2 separate regions of the Mus musculus genome follow, and region 2 is linked to region 1. A link is a loop called in an ENCODE intact Hi-C map of the cell type or tissue named here. Cell type or tissue: gastrocnemius. All regions are shown on one strand. Region 1 holds the start of Birc2 (baculoviral IAP repeat-containing 2). Region 2 has its middle 24 kb from the start of Birc3.

What was found. Hi-C counts contacts between places; a loop is a spot of excess contacts. Peaks named below come from ENCODE experiments on the same cell type or tissue, not always from the same donor. Only the 100,000 strongest peaks of a DNase experiment are listed, where the experiment ranks them.
Region 2: it touches region 1 in a loop (2.8-fold over the local background); 7 of 42 quality-filtered maps call a loop at or near these places.

The regions. Positions count from the first base shown.
Region 1 is chr9:7,834,178-7,838,177 of GRCm38, reverse strand. Birc2 (baculoviral IAP repeat-containing 2) reads left to right here and starts at 1,121. Exons shown (of 8, transcript NM_007465.3): 1 at 1,121-1,188; 2 at 2,799-4,000. The coding sequence starts at 3,700. In gastrocnemius, no CTCF peak of the experiment used is centred here; DNase peaks (open chromatin) are centred at 305, 1,066 and 1,635; H3K4me3 peaks cover 2,604 bases; H3K27ac peaks cover 2,571 bases.
Region 2 is chr9:7,895,619-7,899,618 of GRCm38, reverse strand. No RefSeq gene overlaps it. Among named protein-coding and RNA genes, the nearest start is that of Birc3, 24 kb to the right of the region's middle. In gastrocnemius, a CTCF peak has its summit at 1,881 (motif pointing right); a DNase peak (open chromatin) is centred at 1,883.

The DNA of each region.
Region 1 (4,000 bases):
CCTTCAAGTCTAAAGTAAATTAAACTGTAGAAACCTCACTGGTAGTAGCCTACATTTCTAATCAGCACACTGGAGGCTGAGGTAGGATGCTAAATCCTCGGCTAGTCTGGGCCCTACAATAAAATCCTTTCTTAAACAAACAAATAAAAAAACTGCAAAACTAACCATAACAAATCATCCAAGCCAAACAGGGCCGCGGGGGTGGGGGTGGGGACATCAGAAAGTCCTACCCTGAATGCTAATGATTTTGCAGCACTTTCGGTACGGGAAAGGCAGCAGAGGGTGGGGGGTGGGGAGACAGACTGCTAGTGAACAATGAAGTCAGGGTTATTTTTCCAGTTTTAAACGTATTCTTCTACAATCTCATCACAGATATATAGTGCGCTTTAATCATACTCTCTCCCATTATACTGTTAACCCTTCAATGCCTTCCTCCAAACTAGTCCGCAGCCTTTTCCTTACTTTTTAAATTTATGGCCTGATGCGCTTAATTTGGGTCGCCTGCAAGAGCACTTTTTAAAAAAAATAATAATTTAAAAATGCATAACTACCTCCTCGCCCCAACTGGGTTTGAATTTCTAGGATTCGAGGTGAGCGCCACCATGCCGGCCTGCCAGAGGAGCCCACTTGTCAAAAATGTTAAAGCCCATCTTACAAAAAAACCAAATTATATTTAATGTACACGCACACGCGTGCATTCCGCTTTACTCAGGCGTTTCGAGGCCAGCTCACGAGCCTGAGCCGCCTTACCTATGACGCCACGTTTGCCTTAGTGCCTGTCTAGGACCCTTGCAGGGTGAGGCCGGAAAATACAGGGAGCTAGGAGGCGCGGCTCAGGGCTGCCGCCATTAAAGGTGCACTGCAGGTTAAAACACATGGCATCAAAGTCCGGAACGCCCAGCGGAGGCAGTGGGGCAAGGACGGACGCTCGGGAAAGCCTAGCCTTATTCGTCCGAGTCCCAGCGGCCCGAACGTTTAGCTTCCAAAGCCCGAGCACGCAGGCGCGAGCGCAGGCGCAGGCGCGCGCGACTGGCCCACAGCCCCACCCCGTCCTCCACGCGTTCCAACTTGCGGTGCGCGTCTGCTGACGTCACCTCAACGGCCCGCTGGCCGCAGGGGCTTTTGGGAAGGCTGCGGATCAACAATCAGGCGCCTCTGCTTCCAGGGCGCCGGGGGCCTGACTCGGTGGTGAGTGCGGCTGCCTTCGTCAGGACGGGCGAGCGTGGCTCTCGACGGCTGGGCGGGCTAGCTGACTCCTCCTTCGGCCCGGAAGGCAGTTCTCAGGGCCGCCCGACCCCCGCTCCCTGCCTAAGTCCTTGGGCTTGGACTTGTATAACAGTTTTGCTTTCTTTTCCTTTCGGTTTATTTTTTCAGTCAACCCAGGCTAGTCTCGAATTTGCGGCAATCCTCCTGCCTCCAATCGTTCTAGGTGCTGGGATTACTGGTGTGCAGCACCTCGGCTGTCTCTTCAGATTTTCTGCAGGTTTTTAAGCTTTAAGCCCGCGGCATTTAATGCCTTTAAACTAAGTTGTGCGGCAGGGGGATGACGGTTGTCACATCAGTTACTACTTGTCCCCAGTAGTCGTGTGAGAGGTTTGGTTTAACTGGGAAAGGTGTTCTCCATTCTTGTCTCTCCAAGCTACGTGTCGCCCCCCTGCAGTGGGCGTAGAGCCGTGTCGGTTGGGTGCTTGCTGGCGTTGTAACAGCTAGTGTAGTTAGGCCACACGGGTAGTGGTAGCTTTGTTCAGGCCACTGCTTTACCGGCACTTGTACTTTTTTGGTTTTGAGATGTTACCTGTGGTGGTTAGGGAATGGTTGTCCTTCACGGATTCCGTTTATGAGCTCTTCCCGGTGCCTTTATCTTGGCTAATTTAGCCCTGGCTAGTTCAAATGTTCTGTCCGGCAGGAGCGTTTCATTCCGCATCTGTCTTCCAAGTGTTGAGATTAAAATTGCAAGTATACCTCGGGAATCCTCAGGAAATATTTATATTTTAATATAATAGAAAATATCGTATATATTATTTATTTTATATTGTATTATAACTTAACATATGTTTATGTGTATAAATATATTTTATATGTACTTATATCTGTATTATATATTTCAATTAAATGTTTTAATAGAATATAAAAGTATATATAATTTTTTTCTTGTGATTAAACTTAGGGTTCTTTACCTGCAAGGCAAGTGCTCTAACATGGAGCTATATCAGTAGCCTTACAGACTACCTTTCCACTATTTATGGTGCCTTTTGTCTCCAGTGAAGTGCATATCAAAATATCTTTAAATCAGAAAACGAAAAGAGCCTGGTGGTAGTGTGGTCCTAGCACTTGGAAGGCTGAAGCAAGAGAATTCCAAAAAGTTTTAAAACCAGCTTGGGTTATATTGACTTTCTAGCCAGCCTAGTCTACAGAATAAGACCCTGTCCCTTAAAAAAAAAAAAAGTTCATGAAGTATAGTACATTTTTTTCTAATAGTAAATAAATAATATATAAAAGGAACAAACTTGAAAATCGGGGGCCAGTTTTTGACAAATGGAAATGTCCATTGTTTTCAAAGTTTTAATTTTTAAACTATACTGAGCTATGCATTTTAAAGACAAGCATAACTAGTACTTTGAGAATGCTTTTGCAGTGGTGTGTTTTGATTTAGACCCTTTCTAAGTAGACTGGTTGGGTGAGGAACTGCTGTAGTCAAGATTTGTTATCTAGAGTGTGTCATTTTTAGACATTACTGAATAAATTGATGATGACAATTCTGTGTAATTAGTTTTCTAAAATATTTTTTTTTCTTTCAGATTGATAGTCCTCAAGAGTCTTCATGTTCTCTTATGTTTTTCTAGAAATCAGCCCACTCATGGACATCTGAACATTTCTATAAGACGCTGCGGTTTGCTTTGCAGTGTGTTCTTGTGTATGATTAGTTATATAAAATACGAAGTTTTCAAAAAGAAGGCTAGTGCAACAGAAAAGCTTTGCTAAAACAGATTCTTAGTTATTTGAGGTAACAAAAGAAAGCCATGTCTTGAATTGATTCGTTCTTAATTATAACAGACTTATAGTGGAAAGGGCCTTAAACACAGGCGGACTTTATAAAATGCAGTCTTAGGTTTATGTGCAAAATACTGTCTGTTGACCAGATGTATTCACATGATATATACAGAGTCAAGGTGGTGATATAGAAGATTTAACAGTGAGGGAGTTAACAGTCTGTGCTTTAAGCGCAGTTCCTTTACAGTGAATACTGTAGTCTTAATAGACCTGAGCTGACTGCTGCAGTTGATGTAACCCACTTTAGAGAATACTGTATGACATCTTCTCTAAGGAAAACCAGCTGCAGACTTCACTCAGTTCCTTTCATTTCATAGGAAAAGGAGTAGTTCAGATGTCATGTTTAAGTCCTTATAAGGGAAAAGAGCCTGAATATATGCCCTAGTACCTAGGCTTCATAACTAGTAATAAGAAGTTAGTTATGGGTAAATAGATCTCAGGTTACCCAGAAGAGTTCATGTGACCCCCAAAGAGTCCTAACTAGTGTCTTGGCAAGTGAGACAGATTTGTCCTGTGAGGGTGTCAATTCACCAGTCCAAGCAGAAGACAATGAATCTATCCAGTCAGGTGTCTGTGGTGGAGATCTAGTGTCAAGTGGTGAGAAACTTCATCTGGAAGTTTAAGCGGTCAGAAATACTATTACTACTCATGGACAAAACTGTCTCCCAGAGACTCGGCCAAGGTACCTTACACCAAAAACTTAAACGTATAATGGAGAAGAGCACAATCTTGTCAAATTGGACAAAGGAGAGCGAAGAAAAAATGAAGTTTGACTTTTCGTGTGAACTCTACCGAATGTCTACATATTCAGCTTTTCCCAGGGGAGTTCCTGTCTCAGAGAGGAGTCTGGCTCGTGCTGGCTTTTATTATACAGGTGTGAATGACAAAGTCAAGTGCTTCTGCTGTGGCCTGATGTTGGATAACTGGAAACAAGGGGACAGTCCTGTTG
Region 2 (4,000 bases), 61 kb before region 1:
TAGGGTCTCACTGTGTAGTTGTTGTTACCTAGAACTTGTAGCAGTCCTCCCTCTACCTCTTGAATACTGAGACAACAGGTGTATGCACCACCCCAGGAGAATATCTCTTCATTGACAGGGCTACATCATGTAGCAGTCATTTCTGAGTGCTTTCTCAACAAACAACTGTTAATCTTTAAATTAATATGAAAATCAACCTTAGAGACATATATGCTTGAGTTTTCCTGATGGTTTTGTTCTCCAGAAAGACATGCCTGTCTGTACATGCAAGCGCCCATGGAGGCCAGAAGAGGCTGTTGGATCCCCTGTTTGGTGCTAGGAACTCAACTGGGGTCATTTGCAAGAGCAGCCAGTGGTTTTCTTTTTTTTTTTTTTTTTTTCTTTTTCTTTCTTTCTTTTTTTTTTTTTTTTTTTTTTTTTTTTTGGTTTTTTAAGACAGGGTTTCTCTGTATAGCCCTGGCTGTCCTGGAACTCACTTTGTAGACCAGGCTGGCCTCAAACTCAGAAATCCACCTGCCTCTGCCTCCCAAGTGCTAGGATTAAAGGCGTGCACCACCACCGCCCAGCCACAGCCAGTGTGCTTGAACACCGAGCCATTTCTCCAACCTTCTTCCCCTACTCCATTTTTCTACCAAAAAGGAATTGCAAAGGAATGTGGGGAGAGGGTAGAATAGCAAACACAATTTGTGCTTCTCTAAAATGTTCTAGATGGCTGAAGGCCTGGAGTTGCTCTGAAAAGCTGCCATTCTGTAGGCAGGACCTCAGAGGACATCTGCCTCAGTGGAGACCAAGGCAGTGCAAACAGGCTTTCTCCAGGTCCTGTATCTGCCTTACTGAGGTCCAGAAAGAGAGTACCTACACTATGTCTGGAGATTGTCCTGATGACACAAGTTCTAATCTACATTATCTGAGAGGTTCAATGCCTACCGGAGCACATTGCCTTTCCTTCCTTGTGCACCAGTGGTGTGTGACCTTCACCCTCTGAGAACTTAAAGCCCCATTTCTTCCTAGGCAGTATATTAACTTCAGGTACCTAGCCCTTGCCTATGAGTTTGATATTTTCTATGTCTTCCATGCCATGTACGCTAATAAATCTCTTTATCTTTTATCCTGCAAGTCTACTGCTGATTTATTTGAGTAGATTTAGGTTTTGTTTTGGGTGGGTGGGGATGAGGCAGGGTAGGGAGAATAGTGTAGCAGGGCTTCAGTCCAGGCTCTGTGCATCAATATGCAGGCACACTCACAAAGCATACACGTTGTCACGGGGTGATGGCATAGGCAATTATTGAACGTTCAGAAGGAAAGATTTTGAACTTTTGGTCTATTTTTGTTTTTGTAAAAAAACAAAACAAAACAAAACAAAAAAACCAAAAACTCTAAAATATCTCCAGAGGTTTATTTTATTTTTCCTTGTATTCAATGGCAAAAAGCCCATGAGCATTAAACAGAAGCTTGGAGGAGGGTGTTGGGGTGGCACAGATAACCATGCTTGGAGGGGCCTACAAGCTGTCTTTCTTCAGAACTGCTTAGTGAATATGGAACTAGTTTGGTTCGTGCTTTTAATGGTCACAGTTGGAGGCTGCGGTAGGATGGTTAGGCAGGTTCTAGGCTATCCTGGGGTGCACAATGAGATCCTTTCTCAGTGAGCAAACAAGCAAGCAAGAGCAAACCATGGGTCAGTATGTTATGTCTTTCAAATGTGATGCACTTGAACTAGGCCAGTTGTTGAAGGGTGGAATCACTGTGAGACGTTTGCTATGTCCCTGTGGGGTGGAAATCTCACTGTCTGTGGTTTGTTGTTTGCTATAAAACAGGACCAGACACAGGCTGTACAGGTATAAAGGATGGGTGGATGGGTAAAGTTCATCGCCACTAGATGGCAGTGCTCACTTGGGCCTGTGCATCCGGATCCACTCTTGTTTTGGTAGCCCAACCCAAACTCCTTAAACACTGTGAGAGACTAGATGTAGCTGAGTTGGTAGAGTGCACACCTAACTTCTGAAAAGCAGTGGGTCAGAGCCCTAACCCTGTATAATCAGGTATGGTCATACACAATTCTTTTATGGTTGTTTGTTTCTTTTTTCTTTTCTTTTTATTTATTTATTTTTAATTTTTTTTAGATATTTTCTTTTTTCTTTTTTTTATTTTTTAAATCACTACATATTTTTTATTGGATATTTTCTTTATTTACATTTCAAATGTTATCCCCTTTTCTGGTTTCCCCTCTGAAAAACACTCTCCCCTTCCCACCCTTCCCCTGCTCACCAACCCACCCACTCTTGATTTCTGGCCCTGGCATTCCCCATCATTGGGGCATACAGTCTTCATAGGACAAAGGGCCTCTCCTCCCATTGATGGCTGACTAGGCCATCCTCTGCTGCATATGCAGCTGGAGCCATGAGTCTCACCATGTGTGCTCTTTGGTTGGTTGTTTAGTCCCTGGGAGCTTTGTGGGTACTGGCTACTTCATATTGTTGTTCTTCCTATGGGGCTGCAAACCCCTTCATCTCCTTGGATACTTACTCTAGCTCCTTCATTGGGGATCCTATGTCAGTCCAATGGATGGCTGTGAGCATCTACCTCTGTATTTGTGAGGCACTGGCAGAGCCTCTTAGGAGAGCGCTATATCTGGCTCCTGTCAGCAAGCAGTTGTTGGCATCCACAACAGTGTCTGGGTTTGGTGATTGTAAATGGGATGGATCCCCAGGTGAGTCAGTCTCTAGATGGTCATTTCTTCAGTCTCTACCCCATACTTTTTCTCTGCAACTCCTTCCATGGGTATTTTGTTCCCCATTCTAAGAAGGAACAAAGTATCCACACTTTGGTCTTCCTTCCTCTTGAGTTTCATGTGTTTTGCAAATTGTATCTTGGGTATTCAAAGTTTCTGGGCTAATATCCACTTATCAGTGAGTGCATATCGTGTGTGTTCTTTTGTGATTGGGTTACCTCACTCAGGATGATATACACCAGATCCATCCATTTGCCTACCAATTTCATAAATTCATTGTTTTTAATAGCTGAGTAGTACTCCATTGTGTAAATGTACCACACTTTCTGTATCCATTCCTCTGTTGAGGGACATCTGGGTTCTTTCCAGCTTCTGGCTATTATCAATAAGGCTGCTCTGAACATAGTGGAGCACATGTCCTTATTACATGTAGGAACATCTTCTGGGTTTATGCCTAGGAGAGGTATTGCTGGGTCCTCAGGTAGTACTATGTCCAACTTTCTGAGAAACCACCAAACTGATTTCCAGAGTGGTTGTACCAGTTTGCAATCCCACCAGCAATGGAGGAGTGTTCCTCTTTTTCCACATCCTCACCAGTATCTGCTGTCACCCGAGTCTCTGATCTTAGCCATTCTGACTGGTGTGAGGCAGAATCTTAGGGTTGTTTTGATTTGCATTTCTCTGATGACTAAGGATGTTGAATATTTTTTCAGGAACTTCTCAGCCATTCAGTATTCCTCAGTTGAGAATTCTTTGTTTAGCTCTGTACTCCATTTTTTAATAGGTAATTTGTTTCTCAGGAGTCTAACTTCTTGAGTTCTTTGTATATATTAGATATTATCCCTCTATCAGATATAGGATTGGTAAAGATCCTTTCCCAATCTGTTGGTGACCTTTTTGTCTTCTTAACAGTGTCCTTTGCCTTACAGAAGCTTTGCAATTTTATGAGGTCCCATTTGTCGATTCTTGATCTTACAGCACCAGACATTGCTGTTCTGTTCAGGAATTTTCTCCCTGTGCCCGTATGTTCGAGGCTCTTCCCCACTTTCTCTTCTATAAGTTCCAGTGTCTCTGGTTTTATGTGAAGGTCCTTGATCTACTTGGACTTGACCTTTCTACAAGGAGATAAGAATGGGTCAATTTGCCTTCTTCTACATGCTAACCACCAGTTGAACCAGCACCATTTGTTGAAAATGCTGTCCTTTTTCCACTGGATGGTTTTAGCTCCTTTGTCAAAGATCAAGTGACCATAGGTGCGTGTATTCATTTCTG